2 separate regions of the Mus musculus genome follow, and region 1 is linked to region 2. The links are chromatin loops, found by intact Hi-C in ENCODE. Cell type or tissue: heart. All regions are shown on one strand. Each heading gives the region's core, and the rest is flanking DNA. Links, peaks and the distances in the headings are about the cores only.

Region 1 (8,995 bases), core at 390-8,389, 57 kb after region 2:
CTGGAACTAACTCTGTAGACCAGGCTGGCCTTGAATTTAGGGATCTGCCTGTGAGCTCTGGGACCAAAGGCCTGGCCTCCACACCCAGCTGACTTTTTAAAAGTCTTATCAATAATCTGTGACTCGCCAACTGCAATCACCTTTAAAGAAATATTCTATGCCTTCAAAATCAAGTGTGCTAAGCCTCTGCATTTATGAGCACTATGTACCAAATGCAGGTGATACGGTTGATGAATGCCATTCTAGAACATTCTCTGGGGAAGCTATGAGCTTGTGTGGCTCTTTGAAAGGAAAGAAGACATTCCCAAGCACTACAAATCAAAGATTTGAGAGGCGATTGCATGAGAGAATGAAATGACTCACTCAGGGCACCTCCCCCTGCCCCTGGCCACATTAGGTCCAGGCCTCACTCTGTAGCTTTGGCTGGCTTGGAACTTGTTTCGCAAACCAGCCTGGCTTCAAATCCAAAGATCCACCTGCCTCCTCCTCCCAAATGCTGGGATTAAAAGTGTGCACAATCCTGCCTGGCTCGGTTTCTAAAAGAGGTATGTGTTTGTGTGTGTATGCCTATATATGGGTATAAAATATAGATTTTAATTTTGTATTCTATTATAAAAATAACCAGTATAACTACAATCAAAGCCTAAACACTGGTGGGCTGAAGATGTGGCTCAATTATATCTACCTACATGGGGTCTTGGGTTCAATTCCCCGTACCAAGAGAAAATGCCAATGACTTTAAAGACACTGGCTTTCTAGAAGCAGAGTCTTACAGACACATAATGACATGGAATTCTCGGCCTGAGAGCTAACACGCCGGACGTACCTTTTGCTGAAAGGCCTCACGCGCACCGCCACGGTCACCTGACTGTTCTCTACTTTTAAGGAGTCTGGCTCTGTAAAGGTCTTCTGAACTAGACTGTTTTCTTCTGGAGGGAGTGTGCTTTCTCGTGAGCTTTCCCTTTTATTTGCAAAAAGAGAACTTTTGGGCCTCGGTTTAACTCGAGGGCTTGCAATCCTGTTTTTCAGTGTGGATAAAGCTGGGCTTTTCGGTGGAGGCAGGTCATGCCTTGGTGTCCATCTGTGTTCTGGGACACATTTTACCGGGGTCCTCGATTCTGAGCTCGCGCTTCTGAATGTACTGCCATGTTTCGGGATGTCCTTCCCATTGTTTTTCGGTGTGGATAAAGCTGGGCTTTTCGGTGGAGGCGGGTCATGCCTTGGTGTCCATCTGTGTTCTAAAACACATTTCACTGGGGTTCTTGTATCTGAGCTTCCAAATGTACCGACTTGTTTAGCAGTGTCCTTGCCAGCATTCCCACGGTGTGAGTTTCTTCCTCCTGACACTGGGGTATCAGACTTGCTCTCGGTCAGTTGCACCACTAAGTGTCCTGATCTCATAGCTTCAGTCTGACGCTGGGAACCCACAGGCGCTCTACTGTTTGTGTCCTTAACTGTCACCTTTTCATTAGAGGCACCAACGGGAGGACCTGGGTCTTTGCATCTCGTCAACCCGGTGTCGTTGGAGTCTTTCACGGAGACGACAGACGACAGGACACGGGTATCATTATTTACACCCTTTGCTTCTGTCCTCGATGCCTGGGAGGCAGAGTCACTTCCTGGGTTACCTCCCACAGGATTCAATGTCTCCCACTTTCCCACATAATCCGCTCTACCGTGCCGCCGTTGTAACCTAAGACTTGTGTCTGCTGTTCTTCTGTTTCCCAACTCACTTCCAAGTAAAGACGACTCTCTGTCCCCACAAGTAGCCCTTCTCTGGAGGCTCAGTCTCCGGGGGTCAGAGGTAACAGGAGTCTCTCTTGTTTTTTTACAGGCAGAGATAACATAAGTGCTATTTATGTCGATGGTTTTACTTCCAGCATTCACGAATGGATCATGATTCTCACACTCTGACATATCTGCCTTCAAGTGCAGTTCCAGCCGGCTGCTGTGGACGAGGCCACTGGATGCTGAAATCTTCTGTGAAGAAGAAACCTCCAGGCTTCCGATGTTGTGTCTGCTATGCGAAGTGTGTACTGACATCTTGGCAGCAAGCGATTTTTAAGAGGATGTGAAGGATCTAAGCCCTTCAGATCCTTGTCGGGGTGCTGGGCATTTTGTTCTTTTCAGTTTCCAACAAAATATCTGGCCGACTACAAAAAATGAAAAATAAAACGGTTACTACAAACTTTAAAAAGAGAGAGATCTTCCTACTACAGAAGCAAACTCTCAGAGGATGCATTGGACTAAACCACTTCCCACTGCACCTCCACACAGCCTCCTACAATCTCCACCCTCGAAGGACTTCACTTGTTATTCAACAAATATCTACTGAGGGTTCCCTTAGGAGCAAGGCACCCACAGACACTGCAGACTTCAAAGACAGGACCTCCCCATCCTTATTTCCTCAGCTTAGAAGGAGCTTACAGGTGACCTTAATCTCAACAAAGTGATTCAAGAAAGGTCAACACCTGTATGTCAGCATACTTTAAGTGCCCCCAGCTTGGAATCATAGCATCTAGTCTGATTAGTCTGCAGCAAAGTAGGTTTCTGAACACTTGTCAATGTATCCTAAATACAAGAATGCCTACAGAGGAGTTTAACACGATGTCACAAAGGAGGCTACTCTTAAGAAAGTACCACAGACATTATACACTACAAACTGCGTGTGTAGCCAGGTGTGATGGTCCGTGCCTGTGATCCCAGCCTTAGAGAGGCCGAGGTGAGAGACTGGAACTTTCAAGGCCAGCCTGACACTGTCACCGATGCCCACACCCCCTCAAGTTAGACAACTACACTATCTGTCACTTCTTCATTATACAACAAACTAGACAGGCATGCGTTTACACACATATAGGTAAATATAGGCCAACAATATCTGCCAGGCATTATCTAAAACAGAACAGTGCAAATGCCACTCTTCGTCATGCTCCTTAAATGGACGTAAACAACTCTTTAAAATTGAATTCCTGAGTCTACCTTACAAAATGTCACTGATTCAAACTATTTGGACATTGTTACAATCAAGGAACAAATTACCAGAAGCTCATTTTTAAAAGTTTGACAAAGAGACATTGTAGGAAGAAAGAAAGAGTTCGAGTATAAGCATCTCCCGCTAAACTTTCAGTGAAAATACAGAACCCTCCCAATATGAGGTGAAATTAGGGACAATATATCTTTGTCTTAGAAACTAAAAGCCATTTGCTCTTTGCATAGATCAACATGATTTTTGTTTGCAGAATTTCGGCCATCAGATCTCCAAGAGGACTGGAAGGAAGACAAGAGAAGTCGGTCACGACCACAGGCCGAGGCTCCTGGCGACTCTGGCAGTCTTGCCAGGCTGTGACAGTGTACCTGGACCCCTCCAGTTCGCCGCTCCACGCTCCGCGGCGCTGTTCTCGGCTTCCGGGTGGACAGAGCGACGCCCCGCGCCCCTTGCCCGGGACCCTCGGACTAAAGGGGACCGAGCCGCACCACCCACCCAAGCACCCCGGCCTGCTGGGCAAACACCGCAACGCTCTCAGCCCACCGGCTCGCTGGGCGAGCAACCTCAGCGCTCTCAGCTCGGAGGCGCTTCCCACTCCTAAGACCTCGACACTCACCATTCCCGGCACAGGCTCCCGTGGCTGCGGCAATTTGAATGCGCGCCTCGCTTCCTGATTGGTCGCTGGGCGTAGCGTCAAGCGCCGCGCCTTCACTCCTCCCCATCCCCGGAAGTGCAGCTTCTACCGCGAGACACACCCCGCCCTATCTCCTAGGTGACGGCCCGCCCCTCCTCTGGGCGGAATTGGAGCTCAGAGCTTGGAGCTGGGCGGTACCACCAAAGGGGCGGGCACTCACCTGAAGGGTTTTCAGGAGAAGCGACAGTGCCTCATCTATCCGATCCTTTACACGACGATCTGTAGGGAATGACCATGTGCCCCCACGTTAATTATAATAACACTCTGGTATTTCATACTCAAGTCGTTACGTGATGTCGTGGACTAAGTGTTCAGATGAATTAAAGTTTTGTTTTTTAATCCTGAATATTTTAATCAAGTATTAATGTTATGCCAGTCTGTTAATAAACTTGTGAATGATCTGACAAGTAGCAAGTGGTGTGGCTGGAAGTCCAAAGCTGTTGCGGTAAAGGTTACAATAACATTCTGAAACCTGAAAAAAGGTAATCACTAAAACCAAAGAATGATTCTAGCCAAATATTTTTCCAAATTAACAGTATGGAGATAATGGAAATGTATTCTGTAAGAGAGAAAAGGAACCCAGAAGTGCTTTAACTATATGAAAAATTACACGATAAAGTCAGTTTTTAAGATAATTTTTATTCCTTGACAATTTTTTTCTTATTGTTTTATGTATGCATAGGGTGTTTTGCTTGCAAGTAAGTCTGTACACCGTGTGTGTGTGTGTGTGTGTGTGTGTGTGTGTGTGTGTGTGTTTTCCTGATGTCCACAGAGAGCAGAAAAAGTTTTAGGGCATCCATGGAATTGAAGGGTGCTAAGAATTGAACCCAAGTCCTCTGGAAGAGCAAGCAAAGTGCTCTTAAACTGCTCAGTCATCTCTCCAGCTCTCATTCTTTTTTTAAAAAATATTTATTTATTTTATGTATGTGAGTACAGTGTTGTTATCTTCAGACACTCCAGAAGAGGGCATCAGATCTCATTACAGATAGTTGTGAACCACCATGTAGTTGCTGGGAGTTGAACTCAACCTCTAGAAGAGCAGAGGGTGCTCTTAACCACTGAGCCACCTCTCTAGCCCCCAGCCCCCATTCTTTTTTTTTTTTAAGGAATGTTTTTTTTTTAAAGATTTATTTATTTATTATATGTAAGTACACTGTAGCTGTCTTCAGACACTCCAGAAGAGGGAGTCAGATCTTGTTACGGATGGTTGTGAGCCACCATGTGGTTGCTGGGATTTGAGCTCCGGACCTTCAGAAGAGCAGTTGGGTGCTCTTACCCATTGAGCCATCTCACCAGCCCATCAGCCCCCATTCTTAAATTCCTAAAAATCTTAAAATCTACTTAGAGGGAAATTCACACCCGACCCCTTCCAATATAGATTATCAGATCTATTGAGAAAATGTTCATTCAATTAGTAGCAAGAGGTGTGATGAGGGAAAAGATTAGTAAATTCAAATAACACGAGAATTTAAAAAAACCAAATATAACTCAAAACATAGAAGTCTAAGATAACTAAGGAAATATGACATATAAGTAAAAATCTCAATTTACTTTCTTTACCTGGGTAAAGAAAGATGTTTCATTCAAAAAAGAATTCACACACATACGTGTGTATATACCTAATTCATATAAAACAGAATGCAAACATCCCAGACATTAAAAAGTGGATACATGTAAAGAAATTCTTTTTAAATGTTGGGGCTAGTAATTCTGTACAGAAATTCCAAGTCTAAACTGGCATGTTTCTTGAGGTCAGAGGTCGTGTCTGGTCAGTCAGTGTCTCTCTAATGCTCAGTATTTGGCCTGGTACATATTAAGTGCTCAGTAAATATTGTCAACAAACCCTTCTAATCCATAAAACAATACATATATCCATACATGCAGACCTAGTAACTGTATGAAAGCAATTTGTTCTGAAGAAGCTCACAAGAACATTCCCTATTTTTGATAGGTCCAAACTTGGCAAAATCTAAGATCCCAATCACAGTAGGACATTTTGAAACCTTGAAAGCTAAGGGAAAAAAAAAAAAAAACAAATTGAATTATCGTGATTGTGCCCACTTAAGCTCCATAGTAATTGAGTTGGGCGTGGTGGTCCTGTAATCCCAGAATTCAGATGGAAGCAGGAGAATTGCTGTAAGTTTAGAAGTCAGTATAGTGGATTTCAGAGCAGTCTGGGCTAGAGCAAGATCATGTCTCAAAAAAGAAAAAAGAAATCCTAAAAGTTATACAGTAATGAAATGTTAAATAGCAGCAGGCAATAATTAGACTAGTAAGCCATCCTGTGTGTGTTCCACATGTGTGTGTTCCACACATGTGTGAGCTTGACCTGAAGAAGGGTCTTGTGGCCCAGGTGACTGACAGGAAATTCTCAGACCACTAGTCACACTTCCACTTCCCACTCTCTACATTTGAAATCCATGATGTAATTCCACAGGATTATATTATACGGGGCCTGCCTGCAGACACCTTTAGCTTAGACGAGACAGATTTGGATATTTTGGTCTTTTCATTGAGACAGCCCTTTTCTCTGAAGATTCTGTCCCAAGCTGGCTAGCAGGGCCCTCACTCAGCCTCTGAGTGACTCATGCTCTTCATCTGGAAACTGCAGATGAGAGAGCTACCCACCCTAAAGAGTCATAATGAGGATTAAGTTAGTTAATATGTGCTTAGCATAGAGCCCGGTACGGGATTAACGCTCAGCAAATGTTAGCTCTTAAATCGTATGGCCTAATGTAACTCTCTAAATTGCTAAAACCCATATTCAAGGCCAGGAGTGCATTTTGGGGCTTGCTAATGATGATGACATATTTATGAAACACGAGGATTATGATCTTAAGCCCTAGAAATAAATGAGAAATTGTTAAGTCCTTCTATGATGGACTCACTGTGGTCTGTTAAAAGAGAACAAGAAAATACTGCCGGATGCTACTCGTTTGTTTTGCTCGTATGCAATTACATTTTTAAGAAGCACAGGCCATGTGCATATTTCTTTGAAGGGGGAAAAAAATGAAGTATTTGGCCAGTACAAAGTGGATAGGAAAACTAGTTGAAACTTCCCAACTTACCTCAAGCCTGGTTTCTCCCACCTGACTTGGGGACATGACACAATTCTCCAACATTCAAAAGACCCTGGCAGGTTAGAGGGATATTTGTGCTGTGACCAGCAGAGCATCTGTTTACAAGGCTCTGAGTTTTCAAGTTTGATTAGAGATGGAACTGTGACCCACTGTACTTCTGTCGCCTGTGGCTGCAGCAGGGGTGGCAGTGGCCGCAGCGGCAGCGACAGCAACAGCGACAGCGACGGCGGCTTCTGTTGCGATTTGATGTTTATTTCATAATCATAGACAATTCTGCAGTCCAGCCATTCTGGGAGGGGAATTAGGAATACGGGAACCTGGAGAGCCACAGGAAGAGGGGAAGGTTGGGAGGCTGTGAGCACGTGGTTAGGGTGTTTCTCCCACATATTTCTAGAAGAATCGGCCTGGTGGCCAAGAAAAACACAAAACAACAGTATTTGGGCTGCCCACCATAGCTCGTGGTGGCCTTCCTCTTGGGTGTAAATTGCCACATGACCACATGTCCATGCCCTTTCCACCGTCCCCATGACTACAGGCGTGTTTGCCATCCAGCCGCCCACACTTGGCAGAACAGCAGGAAACCTGGAAACTGATCCTGTCCCGCCTGGTGTTTGTGCTGGATAAGACGCGAGAGCTTGCTTGCCTGCTTCAGGATCTCTCCCTGAAGATGCATTCGCTGCCACTGCTGCTGTGGCCCACGGAGCCACCACCCTTGCCAATAAAGCCTAGAATAATCCTGTGAAAATGGAACTTTTATAACTAGTTCATTCTCATCAGTACTCACCAGGGAAGAGTCTGCTATTTCTGGTGCTTTGTCAGCACACAGCACAAGAGTTGCGTTAACAGTCAGTGTCCTTTTATGTTCACATTATATAAATATTATACCACATATTATATATGTTATATAATATACAACATATCTTTATAACACATTTAATATATATGCTATATGATACAATAATATATAATATATAATGTACAATATAATATACAATTATAATGTATAATGTATATAATAGACTGTATGTCATGTATACATTATTATATAACTATATATACATACTAAATATACAATGTGTTTTATATAATTATTATATATTTGTATATCTTATATAATATCATATGTAATAACTCTAATATATATAATATATAATTACACATAATTGTATACATTTATTACATGCAATATATATAAATATATTACATATATTTATATATAATGTGTATATTATAATATATACTATTTAATATAATTTAATATAACATAATTTATGCATTATATATTATATTTTTTATTTATATATGATAATCCTTTGAACTCATACTTCTCCTGCCTCAGCCTCTTGAGTTCTGGGATTCTAAGTGTGTGGCACCATACTTAAATTAGTAGATACTATATCAATGAAAGTCAATGATTGCTAGAAAGTCAAATTGCAAGACATGCATGATATATTTTTTAAAAAAATACGGTGCTTTCATGAATCTGAACATAGTTACATGTTTTGATTGTATGCAGCTAATTCTTAGGTATTTTTGAGAATTAAATTAGAACATAAATTAAATGGATAGCATACATGAACTTTAACACATTGCATGGTGCATCATAAGATCCTATCAACAACAACTAAACCAACTACTCGAATCTCCAGGCACTAAGATAACTCCACTAATATATTTTTTCCTAGCTTTTTACCCCAGCAAAGTAGCCTTTCTTTAGGTCCTTAGCTACTCCAACCCTCAGAGACACAGGTGCCCTGCCACCTGGGACCATCCTGTACCTACGTCCTGTCTCCATCTCCTCAGGGACCTCCCACATCATCAGTTCTTCCCTGGCCTTCCCTCCATCTTTGACATCTCTCCTGTGAAAGCTGTAAGCTGGGTTTCCAGCTGTGCCAGCTGTGTCTTTATTACCTTATGACCAGTTTTCTTTAGGGAGAGGTGCCCGGGTCTAGAGATAATGGGACACTTTGGATGGATGTGGGATAGGCTTAGCCTATCACTTAGCTATCACTTAGCAAATGAGAGGGGGTTCAACCCAAACAAGAGAACACAAGCCAAGGTCCTAAAGAGAACGCTGCGAAGTGAAGTCTGAGCTTACAACTGAGAGGCAGGCCAAGGGCACTGGGCCCCACGCAATTGGGATCCTAGTGGGCAAAAGCCCAGAGCTAAGAGAGAGGAACTGAGGTGCAAACAGGTACAAATCAGAGACATTTTCCCCAAACACCAAGATGCTGT
Region 2 (8,995 bases), core at 622-8,621:
CAAGGCTTAACAGCTTGGAAACTTGTTGTCTAGAACCTTCTTGTGCTTGAGTTCTGAAGCTTTTCTGTATACAAAAAGTTAATACTTAGAAAGAACATACAGCTGGGCAGCGGTGGCGCACGCACGCCTTTAATCCCAGCACCTGGGAGTTCGAGGCCAGCCTGGTCTACAGAGTGAGTTCCAGGACAGCCAGGGCTACACAGAGAAACCCTGTCTCGAAAAACCAAATAAACAAACAAATAAATAAATATAGAATATATATACATATATATATATATATGCATATATATATGACAGACAAAAATGGAATGTATAATGAAGCTACATTGAAACATTTAATTTTCTTACCAGTACATAACTTCATTTCTATAAGCAAGATCAAAATACAAAATTAACAATGGTTACTTTTAAAAAGCAGTACGGATTTAATCTTAATTTAAACCACAGCCCTAACATCCTAGCACATAGAAACGGACCATAGTACCCAACACCATAAAAGGCTAACATTTCATTTCAAAGAATTCAACCTCACAGTATTTCTTTCAATATTTACTTTACTTAAATACTTCAGCTATGGGCATTACTCTCCTTTTCGGTACACTGATTTTTATACTCCATCTCTCTTTGTCTATAAAGTGTGACCTGTGACATGAGTATATATTAATTCTCCTCTAGTTGACACTGTTTGAGCACATTAGTGTTAAATGTGTTCTTTAGTCTATAGTGACTACAGTCAGGCACAAGCTGGCAGCTCCTAGGCTAGTAACTAAGAAACAGGGGGTGCATTAGCAGGCCCCTGGCCACCATAGACCTAGTACTACACGAGTGCATTAAGTCTGCCAAAGAAAGACTAGGAAACAAGCATGCTCGGTGAGCATGCACAGCAGAGCTGTCTCCAGCTGGGGCTGCCAAGGGAAATAAATATATCTACAAAGGAACCAAACGCAGTGACAAACAAAAAACAATGCAAAGCTCCTCCTACCGTCCTCCATTCAGCGACAGCATTTTCCAGAGACCCGACCCACTCCACAGTACTGGCTTTCATCTGCTTAGTGACCTAGAGAAATGTTAAAATATTTCAGTAAACACGCAATCACCAGGAAACACAATTCTTAGGCCCCTGCGAGACCAGACAGGGAGCTCTGGTCTAGAATCCAGAAGAGATAAAAGTTTCATAAGCCAGCTCGAGGGTTCTTCAAACCATATAAGTGGAATTCCTTCAGAATAAACGACACATTGATTTCCATATAGCACGGCTGAACTGGGCTCAGCGGCACAAGCCTGAGGACCTAACGTTGACCCTGGTGAATGACTCCACAAAGCTGTCTCCTGACATCCACATATGTGACATGACACACAGGTCTCCACACGCACACATACACTAATAATAAAATATAAATATAAGAGAGGATATATTCTGATGTGTAACTATCTCAAAATTTGCCTTTTATTTAAATATTTATAGGCATGAAACTTCTCTCAGAAGAAAGCGAGGGTTTGAATTATCAAAAAAATATGAGGTGCTTTGAGAAAGTTACAAATGTTATGTGATTCCCAGTTGTGATCTATGCTGCACATGGCATTTCCCACCTTACCACTGACAATCAGACCCAGATGGGGACTCCTGGCTCTCACAGTGGTGCAAGTCTTAAACTAAATCAACAGTGAAGCCTTGGCTGGGCCTCTGCTCACTGCTGCCCCCTCAGGTGGAGGCAAGCTTCTGCAAGGGGGTGCTGCTGTGTGTTTAATTGGCTTTCTTCACTAAGCTCTTGTCTAGGTCGGCTCAGACTTGCAGTTACAGTAAGAAGAAAAGTAGGCCACGGTGGCTCACCTCTAATCCCAGCACTCAGGAGTGAGAGGCACAAGAACTACTCTCCTGCAAGCTTCAAGTTCCAGGCAAACAAGATCTGTGTGGTAAGATTGACTCCCAGAAAGAAGAAAAAGTACACTTCTTCATTTCATGAACCCAGCTTTGAAATTACAATTTCAGTGCCCTCTATGAGTCTATAATGCAATCCTGATTGTATTTATTCTTTTTGTTAATGAAAATAAGCTTTATTACATCAAGTAATAAATACAAAGATGCAATAGTTCCAGTCGTTTTCTTCCAGATGCTGTGATGGGCTCACAGTAAACACAGAACTGAGATCTACAGCCTCAGGATGGACATCTGCAGGGTGCTTGGGAGGTTGGGTAAATGGCTCTTTCTTCTGTGCATTTTAAAGATTGACTTCCGAGCACTCAGTCATGCAAACGCTTAGGCAGAGAAGCTCCATGAAGCAGGGTCTACACTGTACACAGGCAGGCCAGCTACTGAGCAAAGGCGCTGTGGTTTGCACTCAACTTGGAGGCAGGTGAACTCAGGGAAAGGACGGCAACTGGGGTGATGTGTATCCAAAGGGAGGCTAGAGGGGACACTGGTATTTGGGGACAAACAATAGCTTGCTGTGAAGTGGCTTCACAAACATCTTTCAAATGTTTGGAAAGAAAAAAGAGCTGCGTCATTCCTAACTACTTAAAATGCACATCGTCAGTTACTGCAAAATGTCCTCCCAATCTTTTGAGTGTGGGTTCAGAGCTTAATGACTGTGGTAGAAAAATGACTGCCATTTTGCACAAAGCTTCTCATCTCCACGGGTTAGTGAGATGGGCCTTCAGACCGACCAGGGAATAGGACCTGGCATTCCGTTCCGTTTCAGCCAAGCACTCCCGAACCAGGCTCTGGGCATGAATGATGCCTCGTTTTAGCCTCTCCATGGCGCTCTTGCTTCCTGCATACGTCAGTCTGACCTCTTTCCCCAACTCTTCAATGATGGCCAGCAGCTCTGCATATTTACTCTGAGGCACCTGGCTATTTCCAGTTCCCTGGGTGTAGCCTAGCAATGGGGGTTCATAGTCACTCAGCAGCTGGCGATATTGGGAGTAGAGGGTGAGTGGACACTTCCCTCATTGAGCTGTATTTATTCTTTATGTGTGTGGTGTATGGTGTGTGTGTGTATGATGTGTGGCTTGTGTGTATGTGTGTGGTACATGGTATGTGTGTGTGTGGTGTATGGGGTGTGCTGTGTGGTGTGTGTGCATGTATGATCCTTTGGAGCTGGGGTTACAGGTGATGGTGAGCTGTCTGACATGGGTGTTGAGTGAGATTCCAGCCCCAATCCTGGGAACAGCAGTAAATACCCTCAGCTGCCGAGCCACTCCTCCAGCTCCTACCACAGGCTCTTCCGACTTTTAAGTTGGGAGAATACAATCAGAAAGAATCCAGCTAAGATGGCTCAGTTGCTAAAGCACTTGCCACTTAACCATGAGGACCTAAGTTCAATCCCCACCATGCTCAGCATGGAGAAGGGAAGAGAGAGGACTCTAGGCAAGCCAGTCTAGACTAACTGAGATATCAGTGAGTGATACTGTCTCAAAAACTGAGTTGGAAAGTTCTAGAGGAACAACATCCAAGGTTGACCTCTGATCACTCTCCCCACGCACACAGTCACACACAGAGAGAGAGAAAGACAGACAGAAAAAAGGGACAAAGAATACAATGAATAAAATTCCACCATGTAACAAACTACAATGTCAGACCATAGAACAACAAAAGGAAGGAGAAAGAGTCTATGTGAAGAATCCTTTTAGTTCCTTTTATTTATGTGGAGAGTGTGTGTGTGGTATATGTGGTGTGTATGGTATATGTGGGGTGTGTGTGTGTGTGTGTGTGTGGTATATGTGGTGTGTATATAAGGTGTGTGTGGGGGGGTATGTATGTGGTGTGTGTATGTATGGGGTGTGTGTGTGTGGTGTATGTGTGTATGCGGCATGTGTGTGTGTATGTGGTATGTGTGGTATATGTGGTGTGTGTGTATATGTGTGATTTGTGTATGTATGTGGCATGTGTGTGTGTGGCATGTGTTTGTATGTGGCATTTGTGTGGTGTGTGTATGTGGCACGTGTATATATGTGGTGTGTGTGTATGTGGTATGTGTGTATATGTGGTGTGTGTGTGTGTATGTGGTGTGTGTGTGAGACAAAGCTAACACGCACCCCTGCTTTAACAGTAGCATGAGCACTTCTCTCTGCCACTGGCCACCGTTCATCACTGTCTGATTCCACACTCTGAACTTACTGCCAGCAGAAGTTTTACAGACAGAACTCACGCAGTTGATAAAAGATATTAGTGATGAATGGGGCTCCCGACATAGCCAATCTCGGTGTCAGCAATGCTTTGACTATGACCTAACAGCCCAGCGCGTCCCTCTCCACAGTGGTCCTGCCACAGAACCTGATCAGCCACACGTCTACTGCAATAACACAGGAGTCACAGATCTTGATTTAGTGACAGTGTGGACTCCTTTGGTTTTGTTCTTCTTTTAAAACGGATGAACAAAGATATGCAAGCAAGGAGGCGACACATTCACACAGTGCAGCACGTTCAAGCAAGACGAGCAATTCAGCAGCTGCCAGTCACTGTTCCTAGTATTTATTTTTATTTAAAAAATTTAAAGTGTTATATGTATGGGGATTTTGCCTGTACATATATATGTGTACCACATATGTGGCTGCTACTATCAGAGGGCAGAACAGGATATGAGACCCCCTGATACTGGAATTACAGCCAGACTGCTGTGAGCCACCGTGTGGTGTTGGGAACTGAGCCTGGGTCCTCTGCAAGAACGCTTGCTACAGTCTCTCCAGCCCTCATTCCTAGCTGTAGTGAGAATTTTGGTTTCTTTAAAAAACCAGGCATATGGAGGGTGGAGAGATGGCTTGGAGGATAAAAGCACTGACTGTTCTTCCTGAGGTCCTGAGTTCAATTCCCAGCAACTTCACGGTAGCTCACAACCACCTATGGTAAGATCTGGTACCCTCTCTGGCTTTCAGCCACACATGCAGACAGAACACTGTATACATAATAAATATTGCTGGATTCCTGGTTGGAGATATCCCGATGACGGAGATTGGATTTGCCCCAAGGAACCCGACACCTCTAATCAGCATGAAGTAGTCTAAAGATGTCTACATCCCCTTCTCTTCTAACCTTCCTCTCCCATCTAGTGTTGGAGGGTTGGGAGGGATTAGGGTGGAAGATCTCGCCTACAGCTAGCACGGCTTATGAGTCAGGGCTAGTCATCTGCAGAGGCAGAGCACCCTTAGAAGGCACTGACATCATCACTAGTTCTGTATCTTGATGTGAAATCACTGGTGCGAATGCCCCTGGAAACATTTAGTTCAAGATGACTGGATCAGTAGGTGCTTGCTTACAGTTTATAGGTAGAAAATAAAGACCTAACAGAAAGGCAGGAAAAGACATCCAGGGAGTGAACAGTAGGTGTCGCTGCCACACTCCGTATGGAGTGGAGCTTCAGAGACAGGGCACCATCCGCTCTTCAATAAAAAAGAATTCATCACAAACTAAAACACATGATATATAAACTCACCGCGCTGCACTGTTACTTGTACATTTTAAAGTATTTTACCCAAGACCCATCTTTAAGACCAAGTGTGCAACGGGAGGACCAGATCCTTCCTCACCCTTACCTCCTCTCGTGCACTCTGCCTGGAGAGGTCCTGCCTGAGGTCTTGCGCGGTCTCCAGCCCAGAGTCTAAGAGACTCTTCATCCCAGAGGTTACACCATCCTGGAGAGCGGCCATGAACTCCTGTTAGGAAAAATGTCTCTCAGTTAGCTGTGAGCTTGGTTTCACAAGGTAAAATTTTATTAAATGTGTGTGTGTGTGTGTGTGTGTGTGTGTGTGTGTGTGTGACACAGAGAGAAAGAGACAGAGAGGCAGAGGAGACTCAGAGAGAGAGAGAGAGAAAGAGAGAGAGAGGAGAAGAGAAGAGAAGAGAAGAGAAGAGAAGAGAAGAGAAGAGAAGAGAAGAGAAGAGAAGAGAAGGAGCAAGATGGAGACAGAGAGACAGAGACAGACAGAGCGAGCGCACATACAGGTGTCACAGGACAGCCTGTACACTTGGATCTCTCCTTCCACCCTGTGTCTCTGAGAAACAGCACTGAGGACATCAGGCTGACAGCCAGCACCTTCACCACTGAGCCACATCACTTGCCTGGTTTTACATACTCTTCAAAATTATAAGATAATGAAACTGTAACTCACCCTCAGTTTATTAAATTCAGCTAAAGTTAGTATAACTAACTTTATAAAATCTATTAGGAAATAAAATTAACAAAATGATAATGTAGTACTCCGCAGGTGTCACATTGGGAAGAATGGTCATTTTAGGCAGGCCTTTATTTGCTAGGAAATAATACATTTTAATATATATTGTTCATAGTATAAACAAAGTGGGCAAATATAAATATTCTATAATTACTACTATTTCATATATAGATGGGGTAAGACCATGTTCCACAGTTTATAGCAGCCATCAAAAGATAAAAAGCACATTTTCCCTTTAGGTTTTGAGATTGGTCTCACTATGTCGCACAAGTTGTCCTTGATCTCCTGATCCCCAACCCCTAGGTACTGAGGTTACAGGTGAGCACCCTACCCTGAGCCCCAGTAAGAGTTTTGTTTGTTTTCTGAGACAAGGTTTCTCTGTCCTGGAACTCATTATGTAGTTCAGCCTGGCCTTGAACTCACAAAGATCAACTTGGCTCTGTCTCCTTAATGTACTCGAAATGTATCCCACCATGCCTGGCTCCAAAAGGACTGTAAAGATCTGTAATCACCAATCATATTTTAACCGCTTTTGTTGGCTTGTGATTGAGAACGGTATTCATGTAGCCTAGGTTGGTCTCAAGTTTGCTTTACAACCAAAACTGATCTTGTCCTTCTGATCCTCCTGTCTGCCTCCGAAGGCTGGATTACAAATGTGCACTCACAGCAATGGAGATCAAACTCACGCCTGCTCTGCAAGCTGCCAGAGGTACATCCCAGCCTTATCCACTTTTGACCAAAAGAATTTAAGATGGCCAAGCTATTAAAAGTACAGGTTATTTTGAAAAAGGAAATGCACTTATTTTGTTATTCTGTGTAGCGCTGCTATTATCTGAAGTCCCTGGCGTTCCTTCACAGGCTTTCCAGCACTAATGCTGTGCATTACCTGGGTACTGGAGACTTTGCTGCTGTTTTCCAGAACACAGAGCTTGCTCCCTTTCAGAACAGCTAGCTGACCCACACACTGAACAGCCTGCTGTATAATCTTCATGACTTTGTTTTGAGCCTCTTTAACCATCGATGAAATATCCGAACAGCATCCCTGTGAAATAAAGATGGGTCCATATAGCACATATATGAGATTTTAAAGCAAAGAGAAAGGGGGCAGTGGGTGAAGTTAGCAGGTAGGAGGGGCTGGACCTAAGCCCTCAGTGCCAGCACTAAAAATAACAGTAATAACAGGGCAGTCGAGGCTGTTTAGGAGATAAGGGCACTGGGTGTTCTTCCAGAGAACAGAGGTTTGATTCCTAGCCACCACAGGGTAGCTCACGGCCATCTCTAACTCTAGTTCCAGAGGACCCAACACCCCCTTCTGATCTCTGAGAGCAGCAGGCACATATGTGATGCATAGGCACACATGAAGACAAAATACCCATGGATCTAAAAGTAAAATTCATAATATAGTGACCACTGAAGTGCCTGTGAGAAACAGAAAGCAGGCAGCCCTGAAGCTGACAGCTGTAACATGAACAGGATTCAGCCCCCTCCCTCAGACTTGACACCGAGGAGACATAAATCAAGTGTGCAGTTAACCCTGAGTCAGGGTTAGACGCAGACATCAGTAAGACGAACAAATGGTACACCTTTGACCTTTCAACTTTAACTGTTCTTGGGGAGGGGGTGCAAAGGAGAAGAGGAGAAAGGAAAAGCACCCCAGTTACTTTAAACAACAGCCTTCCCTACACTCAGTGCGCAAGTTGCAAAGGCACAGGGACCTCCCCTTTAATGCTGCTTCTTTCTGGCCCCGCCCCCTGCAGCCCTTAGAATGCCTGGCTTGGCCTGCCACTCAGAAGACACTTGCTCATTACAGCAGCACAAGGTAAGGATCAAGCATGCTTCACTAGTAAAGTGTTCTGGCTAGAGCAGTGCCTTCCCAGTCACTTGGCATCTCCACCCTTCATTCGTTTCATAGAACGCATCCCACAAGCTGTGTGGAAGCTTGTAAGTCAAGTTCAAAGTGCTCTTCCCAGGAAATGAAGAGAAGGCAAGACATTTCACAGCAGCAACTGGACCAACTCTCTCACACCATGATTTCATCTGACGACCACAGCAACCCTGCCAGGTGGCCATTACTGTTCTTATTTTCTAGGGAAGAGACCCAATAGCTAAGCAGCCTGCCTAAGGACACGAATTAGCAGGATTTTAAATACCAACAGTGGGTTCTGGTCCTTATCTGTCTCTGTGTCCGTCTGTCTGTCTCTCTTACATTCTTACACACACACACACACACACACACACAACCTCTTAAACTGCTTTTCTTTCATTTCTACCTCAGAGCATCCCGGGCTATATCCTTTATTAGGGCTGAGCCTAAGTCACACCCTCAGTTCTGACTCTGGCTTTATCCATGTTATGTTCATGTATGTTTGTCCATGTTATGTTCAGGGTCCTATGCTGTCAGATCTTCTTCACCTGAAGCTTGCCCACATCTGCCTGTAGTCACCTCCGTGTTACATTCTTCTCTTTCCCTGTTGTCTATATCCAAAGCGACCCTTCATTTGATGTGAATTTCACATTCATTCAACAACAAATATCCAACGCGCTATCTAACACGTCATGAGGCCCTGTGAAAAGACACTCTGAGTCCTTCACCTACAGAGAGCAGACTGTCATGTATTCATCAATAGCATGGCATATTAAAAGGCATAATTAGTAGCTTTACTTGGGGCTAACAAAAAGAACAAACAAGAGAGGGACCCGGCCATGCTGGGGAGACCCAGAAAGATCTGGGGGAAAAAACAGTTGAAGATTCCTCTAACTCAGTCACTCAGGAATGACTTGTCACAACAAACGTTCTGCTATGGAGAAGTGGAAAGTGGAGCTGGTA

Evidence for each region. Peaks named below come from ENCODE experiments on the same cell type or tissue, not always from the same donor. Only the 100,000 strongest peaks of a DNase experiment are listed, where the experiment ranks them.
Region 1: a loop joins it to region 2, with 2.5 times the contacts of the local background. A loop is called at or near these places in 6 of 42 quality-filtered maps.

What each region holds. Positions count from the first base shown.
Region 1 is chr1:136,461,006-136,470,000 of GRCm38, reverse strand. Kif14 (kinesin family member 14) reads right to left here and starts at 2,153. Exons shown (of 29, transcript NM_001287179.2): 1 at 827-2,153. The coding sequence starts at 2,043. In heart, for the core only: no CTCF peak of the experiment used is centred there; a DNase peak (open chromatin) is centred at 3,760; H3K4me3 peaks cover 1,675 bases; H3K27ac peaks cover 1,000 bases.
Region 2 is chr1:136,517,844-136,526,838 of GRCm38, reverse strand. It overlaps Kif14 (kinesin family member 14), which reads right to left. Exons shown (of 29, transcript NM_001287179.2): 25 at 7,055-7,210; 26 at 5,530-5,649; 27 at 983-1,057; 28 at 1-64. It also overlaps the pseudogene Gm29485. Among named protein-coding and RNA genes, the nearest start is that of Kif14, 54 kb to the right of the region's middle. In heart, for the core only: a CTCF peak has its summit at 5,318 (motif pointing right); a DNase peak (open chromatin) is centred at 1,698.